Regions from separate parts of the Mus musculus genome. Here all the other regions are linked to region 1. The links are chromatin loops, found by intact Hi-C in ENCODE. Cell type or tissue: heart. All regions are shown on one strand. Each heading gives the region's core, and the rest is flanking DNA. Links, peaks and the distances in the headings are about the cores only.

Region 1 (6,053 bases), core at 440-5,439:
CTTTCAGGAAGAATGTTCATTCCAAGCATGTGGCTTCAGTCTTAGAAGCTGTCAGGTGTCCTAGGACACAGCCTGAGAGTTGAAGATCTCGCAGGCACCAAAGATGATAGCAGAACACAGGCCAAACCAGAGGTGTTGTTAACAACTTATCACAAAATTTCAAGTGATGGCAAAATCGCTATTTGGCTCAAACCAAGTGGAAAGTAGGCTTGCTTGAATACATCCTGTGCACTATACACTATTCCAACAAAACACTTCCCACACTCTTCTCAAGTCTACCTTCTGAACTGAATCCCTAGGATAACTAGTGCACGATGAACTGTGTATTACAAGTCTCCAAGCACAACTGGGCTATCAAGTGGGAAGGAGGTCCTAGTCTAGAGGACTGAGATGGCCAGGGGTAATTGCCTGAACTGGGCACCGAGGACTTTTGATGATCACAAGAGCAGAGATAAATGCAACTCCAAGAACTAATGTTGGACTGAGATTTACTTCTGCGGACAAGTCTGAATTCAGGTATATCAAGGGTAAGCAACAAGCATGGGGCCACCTGTATCTCCAGCAGCCTGCTTTTCATACTTGCCCATACAGAACCGACTGAAGCCCAGCCTGGTTTTTTGTTTGTTTAGATTTTTTGCCAATGATTTAATATTTTCACTTCTTTGGGGGTAATTATAAGACTAGAGTGTAACACAAGGTCAGGACAAGGCATGGCTATCTGCACATATCCCACCAGAGATGTTGAGTCTCTCAGCCATTCTCAGAGCACCCTAATTCCTCAGCATTGCAGCAGGAGACTTACATTCCCAGATGGGATACCGCTTGACCCATACCTGGACCCTTCCTGAAATAGGGGTTGAGGAGAGAGCTTCTCTGGGTTTCCAGGATAAGCCCAGGAAAGCCAGGGAAAGTCCTTACTTGGAAGGATGACTTCATACAGGTGATTGGCTTCATTAGGTGACTGGCTAGCAGCAGCTTCTCACTCACTGGTGCAGGCAGGGAAGCATCCAAGGAGAAACCCAAGAGTATTTATTACATCCAGACATTTGCAATGTCCACTGCAAACCTTGGCCAATCGGCTTAGATAAACCTGATTAATAAGAAGCAGATGAGCCAGGTGTGGTGGTGCACACCTTTACTCCCAGCACTAGGGAGGCAGAGGCAGGCAGATTTCTGAGTTCGAGGCCAGCCTGGTCTACAGAGTGAGTTCCAGGACAGCCAGGGCTACACAGAGAAACCCTGTCTCGGAAAAAAAAAAAAAAAAAAAAAAAGGCAGCAGATAAACAGCCCCTGTACGACAGTTCCATGTCAGCCCTGTACTAGAACATATAGGAGATACAATCGGTATTTTAGAAAAATTAAATGAGCTATTTATTTGGCAACACACACAATTTTTAAAACTTCTTTTAAAAAGTATAGCTAGAGAGAAGCTGGAAAGATGGCTTGGCAGATAAGAGCACTGGCTACTCTTCCATAGGCCTTGAGTTCAATTCCTAGGAACCACATGGTTGCTCACAACTATACTGGGATCTGATGCCCCTTTCCAGCATTCAGGTATAGAGTGTCTTATGCATAGGTAGATCTTGGGCCAGGTGGTGGTGGCAACACCTTTAATCCCAGCACTCGGGAGGCAGAGGCATGTAGACAGATCTCTATGAATTTGAGGCCAAGTTTGGTCCACAGAGTGAGTTCTAGGACAGCTAAAGATACACAGAAAAACCCTGTCTCAAAAACAAAACAACAACACTCACAAATAAATATTAAATAAATCTGGGGAGGAAAAAAGAGCTGCTAACTAGATGAAAATAGAGACACAACTGAAAATCACTGTCAGGGTTGGCCTGCTAGGCTGGCACCACACGCTACCAAAGGGAACATGGCCGTGACATGTGACAACAGCATGGTTAGTGGGAAACCATGACTACTGTGTTTGCATAGCAGGCACACTCCCAGGAGGAAGAAATATGGTGACTGCCCATGATTCCCATCCTACACTCAACAAAAGCAAGATAAACATAAGCTTCACTTGAAAGTAGAGATTAGTAAAACCTTCAAAAATCAAGTCTCATGGCTCTTGTGTTTATCAATGGTCTTCAGCGAGAGGACTGTATTAAAGTCACTTTTGCATCATGATCAAATATCTGGAAGAAAAAAAACAGTTTGGCAAAGATACTTGGCTCATAGTTTGCGATGTCATTCAATCTCAAGGAGGAGGTATTGCGAGGTAGGGTGACTTATGTTAGGAAGCAGAGAAAGAGGAATGCAGGAAGGGACTAGCCTAAGATATAATCCCAATGGGCTGGAGGTGACTCAGCAGTTAAGAGAAAGAGCTGCTTTTAAGAGGATTTGGACTTGACTCTCAGCACCCACAGGGTGGCTCACAATAGTCCGTTAACTCCAGTTCCAGAAGATTTGGCATGCTCTCCTAAACCCCCTCAGGCGCCAGGTACACACATGATGCACAGACATAGATCCCAGCAAAACACTCATACATGCAACAATATGGTGGCTCACAACCATCTATACTGGGATCTGGTGCCCTCTTCTGGCATGCAGGTGTATATGCAGAGAGAGCACTCTTAAAAAGCTAAATTGGCTAAACGAGGAAAATACCTAATTAAAAAAAAAATTCTAAAAAAAAAAAAAAAAAAAAAAAGCTGGCCGGGTGGTGGTGGCACACACCTTTAATCCCAGCACTCGGGAGGCAGAGGCAGGCAGATTTCTGAGGTCGTGGCCAGCCTGGTCTACATAGTGAGTTCCAGGACAGCCAGGGTCACACAGTAAAACCCTGTCTTAAAAAAACTAAAAAAAAAAAAGAAAAGAAAATTCATAGAAAAAATTTAAAAGGTATGCTGTCTATGACCTACTTCTTCTAATGGCCCACTGAGACCCACAAAGGTTAGGCGAGAATCATTTCCAGTTGTCCTGACTTTAACTTGGCATGTCCACGCACCACTATTCATACAAACAATAACATTTTAAATAGGAAAAAAGGGACACTCTCACAGACATACCCAGAGCTACGTTTTTACTAATCTCCTAGATGTGTCTCATCCAATCAATGACAAGAATAACTATCAGAAGGCCAATTCTGGTTCATTTTTTATCTCAGAAACCATTTTTCAAGGAAAAAGAATGTACAGTAATAAAAGACTGAGGATGAACACTAAATAACATGGATAGCTAAAATATATTCTAAACTCAAAAGGTGACTGCAAGATCCCAAAGATAAATCCAAGCATACTAGAGAGAGCAGATTTACAGGTCCACTTTTCAACATATATGCAAGTTTCAGGAAGAGTAGTAACTACGCCCTGTAGTGTCTTATGAACAGTTCATGGCCTCCGCATTAGCAGTGGGAGCAGAGGCAGCAAGAGCAGGGCGTGCTTCCCGGCGAGCGTTTGTGCTGACCCACTTCCTTAATCTCTTGATAGTTCACTGGTAAGACCGACCATTCCCCATGAACAAAAATCAACTCATATCACCAACGTTGTTCCAGGTACATCTGACACTGATAAACAGAACTAATGGGCTCCTCTTAATGAAATTAAAAAACAACAAAAAACAAAACCACCTAAATGAAGATTTAAGACAGGGTCTTGCTTATTTCACACAGGCTGGCCTTAAACTCGACCTGAACCTTCTAAATACTGGGAAAATAGGTTATGTGACACTATGTCTACCACTTTCTTTCATTTTTGTTTTTTGGTTTTTCAAGACAGGGTTTCTCTGTGTGGCCCTGGCTGTCCTGGAACTCACTCTGTAGACCAGGCTGGCCTCGAACTCAGAAATCCACCTGTCTCTGCCTCCTGAGTGGTGGGATTAAAGGCGAGCGCCACCACTGCCTGGCTCTTTCATTTTTAAGAAAGGGAAATCGTCTGGTATCCAGGCAGACCCTGCATTGGCAAGCGCCTCCTGGTCATCCTCCTGTCTCACTGCACAGAGCAGCTTAGATGGTGGTACATGACCACCATATCTGGTTTCAAAGACAGAATCTGTAGAAATCAGGTGAACTGAGAATTCCTATCACTGATCTAGGCATCTGCATGTTTCTTTTTTAACTATTATGTTTGCTGCCCGAGTGCTAGGATTTCAGGTGGCTGCTACTCTGCTCAGCTTGTATGTTTTAATTCACTTACCAGATGTCATCACGTGCCACATATGAAGAAACTGAGGTCCTAGCTACACAGAGAATAGAAAACATGGCAGAGTAATCGCTTTGGCAGCACATACACTAAAACTGGAATGGTACAGATTAGCATGGTCCCTGTGCAAGGATGACATGCAAATCCATGAACCGTTCCATATTTTTTAGCCTGCCTCTGGATCCTGTTCCCCTAACTGGGTCACCTTGTCTGGCCTCAGTGGGAGAGGATGTGTTTGGGGGTTGTGGGGGTGATACCCAGAGGGGGGCTCCCTTCTCAGAGGAGAAAGGGAGAGGGTACTGGGAGAATGGGGGGGGGGGGAGTTGATATTGAGATATTAAGTGAATAAATAAAATTTAAAAAAAAAGTATGTCAGAGGTGGTCTAGGGCCCCCCAGTCCTAATCAAGTATCTTTTCCTCCTTGAAAATATAGAGTGCTTTCACCTTTGAGTTACATCTTAAAATATTCTTTTAGCTTTCTACTATAAAAGTATGGCTCTTATGTAAAGGGACACTTGCAGGGACACTTCCTACTGACTAAGGAACACTATCAGAGTTATTTCCAAAGCGAGGAATCACTCCTTTCCCAATTCCCTGTGATGGTCTGCCCTGGAACAAATGGGTATCCCATATAGTGATCCTACCTCTATCCCCAACCCCTTCATATAATCTCAACAATGCTCTCATCTAATGTGGCTTAATGCCACTGTCTAGTAAATTCCCTGGAAGAGACCTCCTTTGGGACAAGGATAATACTGAAAATACAGAAAAGCATTAAGTACATTGTTATGCCTCATTCTGGCCCCACCTAGACCAATATACTTCCTACACCAAGTAAATAAGTAATAAGCTTCCTGAGGGCCAACCAAGAGGTGAGCCGCCTCGAGGGATGTCAACAGGCAAATACTCAAGACTTATCACCAAGCTACCAACATGGCTACAGCTCCCCTGCCTGCCACTCCTGTCCCCAACACATTAAAAGCTCATACATGTAGTTCCTTTCTGTATAGTCTGCACATATTAAGAGGGAGCCACTGACAGTTAAACCATCACCCTATAAAAAAATATACCACTCCTAGATGCTGGCCTCCATTCCTTCTAGAGCTGCCTAAATAGCTGAAGCCTAATCCTGGTGCTTGTAAAACATATTAAGAGCGACCCTGTCCAGAAACTGGGAAGTCTGTTGGTTTCAATATTAAAATTTATTTTATAATAAAGAGAATATTAACATGTGCATTACTGCATGTTTAATCCTGTCACAGAATACAAGAGTATCAAAAATAGGGCTGGTGAGATGGCTCAGGGGGTAAGAGCACCCGACTGCTCTTCCAAAGGTCCGAAGTTCAAATCCCAGCAACCACATGGTGGCTCACAACCACCTGTAACAGAGATCTGATGCCCTCTTCTGGTGCGTCTGAAGACAGCTACAGTCTACTTACATATAATAAATAAATAAATCTTTAAAAAAAAAAAAAAAAAAAAAAAAGAGTATCAAAAATAAACAGTACTGGGCTGATGAGATGGCTCAGCGGTTAAGAGCACCGAATGCTCTTCCAATGGTCCTGAGTTCAAATCCCAACAACCACATGGTGGCTCACAACCATCCATAATGAAATCTGATACGGTCTTCTGGAGTGTCTGAAGGCAGCTACAAGTGTACGTACATATAATAAGTAAATAAATAAATATTTTAAAAATTAAAAAAAAAAAAAAAACAGTACTAACTGCAAAGGCAGATAAGACCCGGGCATGGTAATGCATGCCTTTAATCCTAACAGAGGCCAGCCTGTTCTACATAGCAAGTTCTAGGACAAACAGAGCTGCATAAGAGATCCTATCTTGAAAACAATCAAAAAAGTTTTCAAGGCCAGTCTGGTCTATAGAATGAGTCCCAGGACAGCAGTGCTA
Region 2 (6,053 bases), core at 677-5,676, 49 kb before region 1:
AGGCCCCTCCTGAATACAGAATGTTCTACCTGCATGCAGTGTCTATTGAGGACAAGGGTCAGCATTTACCTACTAAAGGAGCACGGGGACAGCCCAGGATGCCCTGGGTACATGGACATTGTACAGTTGGGAACCAGAGGAGAGTGTGGGCCTTTTGTTGGCATTTATAGCCCCATTCTGAAGATTCTCTACCTGTATCTTTGGGCAAAGGCAAGCAAGCATGTGCTTAAAGAAAGTTCAGACCTTTGGGGGTGGTTCTGCCCTGGGCAAGGGGGTGCCTGGCAGGGCTACCTTGACTGAACCCCTTGTCTTTTCCTCTAGGTTCCACAGCATCAGACCCCCAGGGGGACCTGTTGTTCCTGTTGGACAGCTCAGCCAGCGTGTCACACTATGAGTTCTCAAGAGTTCGGGAATTTGTGGGGCAGCTGGTGGCTACGATGTCTTTCGGACCCGGGGCTCTGCGTGCTAGTCTGGTGCACGTGGGCAGCCAGCCTCACACAGAGTTTACTTTTGACCAGTACAGTTCAGGCCAGGCTATACAGGATGCCATCCGTGTTGCACCCCAACGTATGGGTGATACCAACACAGGCCTGGCACTGGCTTATGCCAAAGAACAATTGTTTGCTGAGGAAGCAGGTGCCCGGCCAGGGGTTCCCAAGGTGCTGGTGTGGGTGACAGATGGTGGCTCCAGCGACCCCGTGGGCCCCCCTATGCAGGAGCTCAAGGACCTGGGTGTCACCATCTTCATTGTCAGCACTGGCCGAGGCAACCTGTTGGAGCTGTTGGCAGCTGCCTCGGCTCCTGCCGAGAAGCACCTACACTTTGTGGATGTGGATGATCTTCCTATCATTGCCCGGGAGCTGCGGGGCTCCATAACTGGTAGGTGGGAAGAGGCAGGTCCTGTGAATCCCTAGCTGACAGCTTGCTGCAGGGAGAGGATCTGTGTGGAGACCAGGGAGAACCCATGAGCCTGGTGCCCTTGAGTATGTGATAGTGGCCCACCCAGTCTCTGCATACCATCCAGGCACGTACTCCTTCTGGGTGCCTACATGTACCCTGACACCTGGGTTATAGAGAGAATGTGGCAGATCTGAGTAACCACTTCAAGACAGGACTCCCAGACACGGGAACTCCCAGGCCAACGAACTGAGGGCTACTTTGAGTGGGCTGTGTGTGGAGGGGCCAAGTACAGAGGATAAAGGAGGTCCAGGGCTCCCCCAGGTGTATGCCTATGGCATCATGTGCCTTTGTGTATATCCAGGGACCAAATGGCTTGCCAGTCCCATAATTCCCGGAGAAGTGACCAAACAGGTCAGGGAATGTCTCCTACAAAGCTTGGGCCCTACCTATTCCATGCTTGGGAACCACAGTCAGGGAGGGGTTGGAGGTGGCTTTCAATCGTGTCTATTGTGGGACTGCTGGGAAGATCCGCTGTAGGACCTACGCACCTGCTTTCTCCTGGGCCTCCTATCGTCAGTCACCCAAGGAGAAGGAAGGGGCTGGAGACTAAGGGCCTGGTGTTTGGCTTAGCCTGTGGAGGGCACTGAAGAATGCTATCACTTCAGGGTAGCATTCTTACCAAGTCTCTTTCTGCAGGTTAATCATCTACACTAAAGAGGAAGGTGTGGGTCTATGGGTTGGAAAGGGGTGAAAGGTCTGCCTCAAGAGATCTTCTGAGGACATCTCCTGGTAGACCCTGGGCCAATAGGCCCAGATGAACCTGGAAGGGGCAGAAGGAGAAGAGAATATCACCAGAGATAAACATTAGGGTGGAGACGTCTGTAACTAAGGTCAGAATCTTGAGTGGGAGGCTGGGCAGGAAAATGAGTGCCCAGCTGACCGAACTTAGCACCTTGGCAAGAAAGCCAAGATCTGGATGGCCTACCAAGACTCAGCTGCAAGCTGATCAGATGGCTGGCTGATCATGTGTTGGTTGTCGCTGCACAGGAGCCCATTCTGGAGCCCCCCTACCACTCTCGGATAGGAAGGTCCTACTCTCTCCTCACTCTTAGGTCCAGCAGGTCCAGCAGCTTTTAAAAGGGTTTTGTCACACTTTTACTGCTCCAGGGGCCACTAACATGAAGTCTCCCAGCTTCTGGTCTGTTTCCTCCTCCAGAACTGTTCAGAATATGTCAGAATATGTCTGTCTCACGACACATCTCGTGTTGGCCACACAGTCTTGGAGGACTGGACTTCTGTTCTTAGATAACATTGTGAGCATTGCCACCTTTGAGGTACCTTCATCCAGGTTGTTTGTCTGGGTGAGGAGTAGCCACTATATCTTATAGGTCTGGGTTTGTGGTGAAGTAGGCAGGGAAGTCTATGACGGGGCCCAGAGTTGGGGGCTATACTCCTCTCTGTCCTTCTATCAGCCCAGTCAGAGTTTCCTAGTCATTAGCATCTGCTGGTGGTATATACCTACCTGGCTCCCGCCTCTCCTTGGCAGAAGGCCTCACCTGTTTTATTGGGGGCTCCAATCTTAGGGTCCTCTCCAAATCAGTGAGAGCCCCATTTGGTGACACGGTCACTTCTGCTCCCTGACTCCAGCACTAAACCACCCTTAGATGCGATGCAGCCACAACAGCTTCATGCCTCGGAGGTTCTGTCCAGTGGCTTCCGCCTGTCCTGGCCGCCCCTGCTGACAGCGGACTCTGGTTACTACGTGCTGGAATTGGTACCTAGCGGCAAACTGGCAACCACAAGACGCCAACAGCTGCCCGGGAATGCTACCAGCTGGACCTGGACAGATCTCGACCCGGACACAGACTATGAAGTATCACTGCTGCCTGAGTCCAACGTGCACCTCCTGAGGCCGCAGCACGTGCGAGTACGCACACTGCAAGGTGAGGCAGGGGCACTCGTGGGAGGGCAGGGTGGCATGGGAAGACCACTCCTCCACGCAACTATCCTCTTTCTTCGCAGAGGAGGCCGGGCCAGAACGCATCGTCATCTCGCATGCGAGGCCGCGCAGCCTCCGCGTAAGCTGGGCCCCCGCGCTTGGCCCGGACTCCGCTCTCGGCTACCATGTACAGCTCGGACCTCTGCAGGGCGGGTCCCTAGAGCGCGTGGAGGTGCCAGCAGGCCAGAACAGCACTACCGTCCAGGGCCTGACGCCCTGCACCACTTACCTGGTGACTGTGACTGCCGCCTTCCGCTCCGGCCGCCAGAGGGCGCTGTCGGCTAAGGCCTGTACGGCCTCTGGCGCGCGGACCCGTGCTCCGCAGTCCATGCGGCCGGAGGCTGGACCGCGGGAGCCCTGAACTGCCTGCCTGCTCGTCCACCCGGGGGCCCTCTTCCCTAGCCCGGAGAGAGAGACACTGCTGCTCGTGGGTTTTCTTGTGGATGGAGTCGGGTGGGGAGATGGGATGCCGGTCCTGCCTTTGACCAGCGTTAATTCCTTTCGTCGTTTCCCCACTGGTCATCGCCGCCCTTGCCTGACTTCCGGGAAACCCGGGTAGCCTCACGCGCAATGGCGGTCCTCTCCGGTTGCCAGTGGAGTTGAGCACACGGTGGTCCTTGGGCAACTCTTGGCGAGGGGATGGACAGTGTCTGAGGTCAGGTTGAGGACATAAGACCCAGGACAAGCCTTCAGGAGAGGAGGCCACAGAGTTTCCAACCTGTGCCAAAGGCTGGGCCCTCTGGTGGCAGGGACTACGCATGGCTTTGAGGAGGCGTTCAGGACCATCCAGGTCCTGCCTGGGCCTAGAAAGTGGGTAGGAGAAAGGGAAGAGAGACTAGTGTAGACAGGATTCCCGAAAACTTCCTCAAGGAAAGGAAAGATAGGGAGGTATGCTGGGAGGCTGATGATGTGGCATTGGTTTTCATCAAGATGTCCTGCCAGCCTAGAGGCCGGGATCTGTCAGGGTCACTGACTCTGCCTTCCTGCCCAGGACCTGCACTGGGCCCTCGATCAGTGCCAAGGATGCAGTCTTTTCACAGGAATGGGACGAGACCTTGGCATTTAGGGCCTCAGGGATAGGAGAGCCGCACTATGACAGATTCTAAGGGAGCCTCCTGCTTTAGTGTAGGGAGCAAGGTGTCATGCAGGTGGGCTACCTCCTGCCATCACCATTACCCTGGGGCATCTGACAGATACCTAAGGGTGGTCAGGAACAGGTTTCCTCTCAAGTCCCTATGTAGGCCTCTCCTCTCCTCTCAGAATCATTTGCCTTATCCCAAGCTTACTCCATCTCTTCCCCACTAATGACCCGGACTCTAACAACAATACAGTCAGACAGACATAAACTGTGCCTGCAGTCTCATTAAAATGCTGTATTTTTCGTCAAAACTCTCCCCAGCTGTGGTACTCGTGTGGGCAGCATGAAAGGTTGGACGTACAGGGTTTATTACGTTTGGGGAGTAGGGGAAGCAGGTCTGCAGCATCCGTACACGGATCATTCAGGCTCCTGTCCCTCCATGTTCCCTGCCAGCTTCATACCAGGGCCTCACTTCTGCAGCCCGCGAGCGATCCAGTGTCTGCAGTAGGTCAAGTTGTTGCTGCTACAACTCAGAGGGCAGGAGGCTTTACAGGGGTGTCCCCACCACCGCCTGTGCTGTACTACACACTGCTCGGCCCTCTTCTTACATGTTTTCCTTACACTACTTTGGCTGCAAGTGAGATCCAGGAGCTAAGTATTGAGAGAGGTGGGGTAGACTTTGGGTATGGAGAGAGCAGAGGTGGCTTTCCTGAGACTTTGCCCTCTACCATTTCCCGAGAAGCTGAAGGAGCACGGTAGGGCTCATCCTGGACACCCAAAGGAGCACTGGCCATGCACCGAACGTGTTGTGTTGGTGGGAGGTGGCTGTTTGTGTGACGATGGCTTGAGATACAAGGCCCTAGCCGGCTCATGGAGCAGAAGCCATTGGGGTATGTGTGTTTGGGAGGGGGGGGCCCTCTCCATGTGTCCTTGTCAGGGCAGTAAGCCTATGTGTGCACTTACAGGTTTCATGTTTCACCTGTTGATCAAAAGTTGGAGCTCAGATACTTCCTGTGATGTCAGTTTCCAGGCCAGAGGCTGAGGCCATCTGCATCCAGGACAGATGTAGGTTTGGTATGTTGGCCTCACATTCCCCTAAAATATGGAAGTTCCTCCAAGCAATTTGTGTTTCCCATTCTGTTTGCTCAGATGACTGTAGGTCAACTGGCCACTGGAGAGAGCCACAATGAGTCCCTGTGCCTGACATACAGAACACTAAGCAGGTGGCAGAAGAGTACCAGAGGGGTTGTTATTAGTGTTTATGGTAGCCTCTGTTAATGGCTAAAACTCACGAGAATCAAGCCAGGCGTGGAGGCGCGCACCTTTAATCCTAGCACTTGCGAGGCAGAGGCAGGCGGATTTCTGAGTTCGAGGCCAGCCTGGTCTACAGAGTGAGTTCCAGGACAGCCAGGGCTACACAGAGAAACCCTGTCTCGAAAACAAACAAACAAACCAAAAAACCAAAAAAAAAAAAAAAACAACAACAAAACAAAACCCTCATGAGAATCCTGAGAAAGTAGGAAGGGCATAAGAGACGTAGCTGATGGTGGGAGTCCACTTCCACATAAATCCTCGGCACAAGCTCATCTTGACCTAACACCAGTACCATCTGTTTTCAGGTGGTAGAGGTGAAAGCCTGCACTCCCACCGAGATAACATAGAATGCTTCTTCTACGGTCCTCATCTCAAAGGAGCTGCCCTCCCATGGTCCCAGGCACATCTTAAATCTCTAAATTTAGTAGGCATTTCCTTTTGTGTGTGTATGTGGTGGTGGTGGTGGGGGCAGGTGGGTTTGAGACAGGTTTTCTCTGTGTAACCCTGGTTGTTCTGGAACCCGATTTGTAGACCAGGTTGATCTTGAACTCTGATCTCTGAGATCCACCTGTCTTTGCCTCTTGACGGCTGGGATCAAAGCCATGCACCACTACTTCCCAGCAACCTCTGAATTTATATACATTTCAGATTAGTGCAGGTCCTGAGGAAGTCTATAGGAAACAGGGTTTAAACTTTGTCAGACTTGTGTGACAAGCATCTTTATCTGCTGAGCCATTTTGCTGGCTCCAGGAAATAATTTAA
Region 3 (6,053 bases), core at 677-5,676, 63 kb before region 1:
TTCTTCTTCTTCTTCTTCTTTCTTCTTCTTCTTCTTTCTTCTTCTTCTTCTTCTTCTTCTGCTTCTTCTTCTTCTTCTTCTTCTTCCTTCTTCTTCTTCTTCTTCTTCTTCTTCTTCTTCTTCTTCTTCTTCTTCTTCTTCTTCTTCTTCCTTCTTCTTCTTCTTCTTCTTCTTCTTCTTCTTCTTCTTCTTCTTCTTCTTCTTCTTCTTCTTCTTCTTCTTCTTCTTCTTCTAAGATAGAGTCCCAGTATGTATCTCACTATATAGCCTTAGCTAGCCTAGAACTCACTATGTCATTTGACATGGAATTTATAAAGCTCTGCCTGCCTCTGCCTCCCAACTGCTGGGATAGAAAGTGTGTAGTACTACCATGCCCAGCTTTGACTCCCACTTCTGGCCTCTGAGGACTCTCCTGCGTATGTGCACATACCCACATATAGATACACATACACACATAATCAAAAATAAAATGTCGAGCCGGGCATGGTGGCGCATGCCTTTAATCCCAGCTCCTTAAAAGTACGTTTCATAGGCTAGCCAACAAGAAGCAAAGATCTGGACTGACATAAACATTCATAGTGGGATGTGTAGTGAGAATATTCGTTCCTTTAAAAAACAGAAATATAGGCCGGGCAGTGGTGGCACATGCCTTTAATCCCAGCACTTGGGAGGCAGAGGCAGGTGGATTTCTGAGTTTGAGGCCAGCCTGGTCTACAAAGTGAGTTCCAGGACAGACAGGGCTATATAGAGAAACCCTGTTTCAAAAAAACAAAACAAAACAAAACAAAACAAAAACAAAAATAAATGTCAGAGCCTAGAGAAATGGCTCAGCAGTTAGGAACACTTGTTACTCTTACAGAAGACCATGGCTAGATTCTCAGCACCTACAAGGTGACTCACAACCTGTACTGACAATTTTGGAGTTTTGGTTTCCTTGAAAAACACAGAAATATTATAAGGTAGTGTTTTCATTTTGATTCTAGGCATAGGGATATGGAGCTGCTTTGGACTGTGCACAGGAGATGGCTATCATTTGTCTTGTTCTCTAACAGGTGTGATTTTGCCAGGTGCGGATAATTTCTGTGATTGTGTGATGTTTGTAATTCTGGGGACTTTTCACAGAGTATAGAAATGTTAGGGCCTTGAGAGGTGCGGTGGGTTGTTGGCTGGTTGCTGGTGGTTGTGGTTTGTTATGGGAGTTCTCTGACAACCAGAGCTGGGGCTTACCTGACTCTGTTCCCTGCCTGTAGATCCTGTTCCCCTAACTGGGCTGCCTTGTCTAGCCATAGTGGAAGAGGATATGTGTGTGTGTGTGTGTGTGTGTGTGTGTGTGTGTGTGTGTGTGTGTGTAAATTACAAGAATGTGTGCTTAGTAAGGAGATAATTTACAACACTTAAAATTTTTTGGATGTATTTATTTTACTTTATGGGTATGAACATTTTGCCCAAATGTATGTATGTATGTATGTATGTATGTATGTATGTGCACTACAAGCATCCCTAGTGCCTATGAAGACCAGAAGAGGGCTGGAGTTTTCAGTGGACTATATGCTCCCATCATCTGAAAGGCTTGTTGTATACTTCCATGATTGATTGGATTTAGTACAGAGCAACTGCAACTGCTGTTAATTAGGTATCCACTCTGTGCCGGGTACTACCTTAAGCACTACTAACTGTACAACCCTGTCATGCTGTGAATCACTCCACAACATGAAGTCACCTGGTGTCAGATAAGGGGAAGTGCAGGGGCTAGTACTGGGAAATGAGTTAATAGTTCGTCCCTAAATGGCAGCTATTGATAGAGCTTCTGTCATCGCCAAGATCTGTGAAATGAAGCCATTGTTTGGGAGAACTGGGAGATGGGCTGAGAGAAAGGAGGGCCCCAGTGCTCAGATGGGAAGAGCTCTGTAAGACCTGAGCCGAGCACATAGGCGCTGCCTGCCTTTGCCTGGTAAAGAGGCCCAACAAGGTAGCAGGGGAAACTGTGGCAGAGGTGTAGCCCTGGAGACTGATATTCAGTGCTAGATTAAACTGGATGAGAGTCTACTCTCTGATGGCGAGGATCTAGATGTGAACTGAATCTGGGGAGGGTAAAAGGCTCTCTAGTCTGGGCCTAGGGTGGTTGGAGGAGGGGGATTAGGCCTGCTGCCTACCACTGTGATCTTGGGGGAACATCCTTCAAGCCCCGCGGCACGACATGAGTGAGCAGGAAAGGGAGACAGAAGAGGATGAAGGCGTTGCCTCAGACACAGCACCCATGCTACCCCGAAGAAGGCCTACTGATTACCACATCTCAGTCCTGGCTCCTATCCTGGCCACCCGAGGCCTCGGGACCCTGGTGCTGTCTGGCCGGGCTCTAGTTGGGTTCCTGCTTCATCTGCTGCTACCTGGAACAGTCTTCCTGCTGGTGTTGCTACCAGCAGCTGCCGTTGTCTACCTGGGATTCCTGTGTCACTCAAGGGTGAGCAGTAGCCATTGGTTAGTCCCCGGGAAGTGGGGAAGTGAGAGTTCTGTGGAGGTTCAAGTCCTTGGGGTTGAAGGTGAATCTACCCCCTTCTAGCCTTGCCCCTTTGTAACCAGAGATATATGCATCCTCCTGTTATGCCAACATCCCTGCCAGCTGCAGTCAAAGAAAGTCTCTTTGTTACTCGGTGAACAGCTGTCTTGCTTCCCCCCCCCCGCCCCCCCCCCCCAGGCCTCTTAGCTTTGTACCAGGAGGTACTAGGGCCTGGTCAGTGAGGTTGATGTGGAGATAGGAAAAGAAATTGTCAGATTCACCCGTCCTCAGTGCTTCTCCACTCCTCATACTCCTCCCCCCCACCTCCTCCCCCCCACCTCCTCCCCCCCACAGCCCTTCCCTGAACCCTCTTGACCTTGGTTAGGCTTCCGCTCATCTAAGGCTTGACCTATACATAGACGACCCCTATATCCCCTTTCTGAAGCTGATAGAGAGAAACGATGCTAGCTGGGTGACAGTCCAGATGGAGCCATATCAGCTGTCAACAGGTAAGGGGCATGGAAGGAAGCTCATATGGGGACAGGAAAACTGGGTTGGGAGAGCCAGGGAGGTTCTCTGGCCTTTCCTTAAGGAATCCCCGAACACACACTCTTGGTTCTGTTCTCGCATTTCTGTCCAGGCTCCACCTCCAGGCAGGCCTCCCAGCCTTACGCTTTTCTTTCTGGACTCTGCCCTGAGCTCGGGGCCCAGGACCTCCCTCACCCCTGCGCTGCTCTGGGGCCTCCCCGCCTGACTGCACGCCTCCACTGTCCACAGGTTCATCCGGCTCCGGGTCCACGGTGCCGAGCGCTGCTCTCGGACCGCGGCTCCGCGGCGCTCATTGTGTTCGGATTGCTCTCCCTGCCGCCGCTCGTGGTGCTCGCCGCCGCCGCGCGCTCCCTCCTGGTCCGGCGACTACGCCCTGCGCTGCCTGATCCCGCGAGGACCCCGGCTCCGCGCCGCCCGCCCAGGAGCAGCGGAGATCTGGCCGACGGCCACCCGGACGAGGACAAACAACTCTGTGCTTGGGTCTGACGCCTCAAGGTCTCTGCGCGTCAAGAGCCTCCCAGGTCCCTCGACCCCCGTAAAGTGGATGACTCGGGCGGCTGCTTTGGGGCTCTGAGAGCAGTGCTCGAAGTCGCCAGGAGATGGCAACAGGGTCCCTCAGAAGAGGGAGAAAGGGTGTCCCTTCAAGAAAAGCAGAAAAGCATATTATGTCTTCCACCCAATTCTGTGGTCAGCAGCCGACTTGGCAGCTATCTCTGAATCCCCCCCCCCAACCACGCATAATTCTAGAAGCTCCGGTGTAGCCAGTAGCAACCAGACGTCATGGCTCAACTTGCGGGATCAGCTGAGTCCTCCAAGGTCTTGACCTTGTACAGGACAAAAGATCAGTTGGGTCCATGGTCAAACTATTGCCCGGATCAGGTTTGAGATAGGATCTGGGATCAGTGATTCAGTGTAAGTGCAGGATCGGCGTGTCGTTGTTAATATGTAATTTATTTTTATTTATTTATTTTTGTGCGTGTGTGTATTGATGTTTTGCCTGCATGTGTATCTATGTGGGGGTGTCACAAGCCCTCGAACTGCAGTTACCGGCAGGTGCGAGCTGCAATGTGGGTTCTAGGACTGCAACCTGGGTCCTCTGGAAGAGCAGCCAGCTGTCTTCTAAAGGACCCTGAGCCATCTCTCCAGCTCCTAGCACTCAGCTTGCATTCGGGGTCAGGTATCAGCGCATATCTAGAACTGGAGCTCATTCTCTGACCAGGGGTCTTTCTTTTGAGACAAGTGGCAGAATACGAGCTCATTTTACAATGTGGGTAATGTTAAGATTTATCTTTGTATTTGGCATGCTACAGTTTGACTAACATGTTCCTACTTACGCATAAATTATCATTCTCCTTTCCCTCCCTGTCTCCTATCTTCTCCTCTTCCTGGGACTCGTACATACTAGAACTAGAATATCTTGTTTCTTTTTATTTTTATAGAATATCTTATTTCTTTTTATTTTTAGTAGTCCTGGGATGGACTTATAAATGTTAGGCAAGCACTCTACCACTGAGCTATAGCCTTAGCTGTGGATATATTTTTAAAATTTAAAGTATTTTTAAAATTATTATTTTTGAATTTTATTTGTAGACCAGGCTAGCCTTGAACTCAGGGAATCTGCCTGTCTCTGCCCCACTCCCCACCCCCAAGTACTAGGAATAAAGGTGTGTGCTACCATCCAGGGTTAAGCCTTGAACATTTTAATTTTAAAACAGAAATTCTACTACTTCTACTACTGAGTGAGCCCTCCAGATCTGTTTTGGTTGTAAGGTTCTGCTTCAATTCCTGCCTCCAGGTTCTTGCCTTGAGTTCTTGCCCTGACTACTTTTAGTGTAGTGAGATCTGGGAAATGTAAGATGACATAAACCTGTCATGATGGGTTGTCTTTTGTCTGTTTGCCGGCCTGCCTATCTATCTGTTTTGTTTTGTTTTTAAAGATGTATTTATTTATTTATATGGGTACACTGTAGCTGTCATCAGACACACCAGAAGAGGGCATCAGATCTCATTACAAATGGTTGTGAGCCACCATGTGGTTGCTGGGAATTGAACTCAGGACCTCTGGAAGAGCAGTCAGCACTCTTAACCACTGAGCCATCTCTCCAGCCCCTATCTGTTTATTTTTAAGTCAGGGTTTCTCTGTGTAGCCTTTGCTATGCTGGAACTTACTCTGTAGACCAGGCTGGTCTTGAACTCACAAAAATCTACCTGCCTCTGCCTCCCAAAGGCTGAGATTAAATGTGTGTGCCACTGCTCGGTTGGTTGGTCTTGAGTTTTTTTTTATTTGTTTGTTTGTTTTTAAATAATTTATTTTATTTAATATACATTGGTGGCTTTGCCTGCATTCATGTCTGTGTGAAGGTGTCAGATCCCCTGGATCTGGAATTACAGACAGTTGTAAGCTGCCACGTGAGTGATGGGAATTGAACCCTGGTCCTCTGGAAGAGCAGCTACTACCGAGCTATCTCTCCAGCCCTTTGATCCTGATGTTTTATCAAAGCAATAGAAACCTAAGGCAGGCACTAACTTTAATAGTCTTGTCCAGAGACAAAAACAACCAGTCATCTTAGGTTCCCTTATGGCACTAGCTCATGGCCCTCAATACAGAGTACTCGCCCCTTCCCCTCTCTGCACCCCAGCATGTCTCTCTGTCCTGTGTTCAGAGAACTCTTTATTTTCCTATCAGTTCCCTTCAATATGCTGGTTGCTTCTTATTGTTGTGTTATTACTTTTTTTTTCCAGGACGAGTTTTCTCTGTGTAGCCCTGGCTATTCTAAAACTCACTCTGTAGATTAGTCAGACCTTGAACTCAGAGATCTGCCTGCCGCTGCCTCCCGAATGCTTGAATTAAAGGAGTATACCACCACTTTCTAGCTTGTTGCTAGATGTGTGTGTGTGTACATGTATGGATGTGCATGTGCCACAATGTATGTGTGTTGTGACAGTCAGAGAGGACAACTTTTAGGAGTTGTGGGTCCCAGGGATGGAACTCAGGTTGTCAAGGTTG

The links. A loop is a pair of places that touch in the nucleus more often than their neighbours do. Peaks named below come from ENCODE experiments on the same cell type or tissue, not always from the same donor. Only the 100,000 strongest peaks of a DNase experiment are listed, where the experiment ranks them.
Region 2: a loop joins it to region 1, with 3 times the contacts of the local background. A loop is called at or near these places in 17 of 42 quality-filtered maps.
Region 3: a loop joins it to region 1, with 2.8 times the contacts of the local background. A loop is called at or near these places in 9 of 42 quality-filtered maps.

The regions. Positions count from the first base shown.
Region 1 is chr4:155,718,299-155,724,351 of GRCm38, reverse strand. All of the region lies in intron 2 of Ssu72 (Ssu72 RNA polymerase II CTD phosphatase homolog (yeast)), which reads right to left. It overlaps Gm22573 (a small nuclear RNA gene), which reads left to right and starts at 4,211; the gene lies at 4,211-4,312. In heart, for the core only: a CTCF peak has its summit at 2,540 (motif pointing left); no DNase peak of the experiment used is centred there.
Region 2 is chr4:155,767,535-155,773,587 of GRCm38, reverse strand. Vwa1 (von Willebrand factor A domain containing 1) reads left to right here. Exons shown (of 4, transcript NM_147776.4): 2 at 322-879; 3 at 2,565-2,843; 4 at 2,923-5,093. The coding sequence ends at 3,260. Among named protein-coding and RNA genes, the nearest start is that of Vwa1, 4.0 kb to the left of the region's middle. In heart, for the core only: CTCF peaks have their summits at 3,137 (motif pointing right) and 3,652 (motif pointing left); DNase peaks (open chromatin) are centred at 3,177, 3,447 and 3,927; H3K4me3 peaks cover 1,439 bases; H3K27ac peaks cover 1,547 bases; H3K27me3 peaks cover 2,356 bases.
Region 3 is chr4:155,781,747-155,787,799 of GRCm38, reverse strand. Tmem88b (transmembrane protein 88B) reads left to right here and starts at 1,926. Exons shown (of 2, transcript NM_001033394.3): 1 at 1,926-2,461; 2 at 3,275-6,053. The coding sequence starts at 2,198. The coding sequence ends at 3,532. In heart, for the core only: CTCF peaks have their summits at 1,729, 3,406 and 3,605 (motif pointing right); a DNase peak (open chromatin) is centred at 3,539; H3K4me3 peaks cover 2,351 bases; H3K27ac peaks cover 2,279 bases.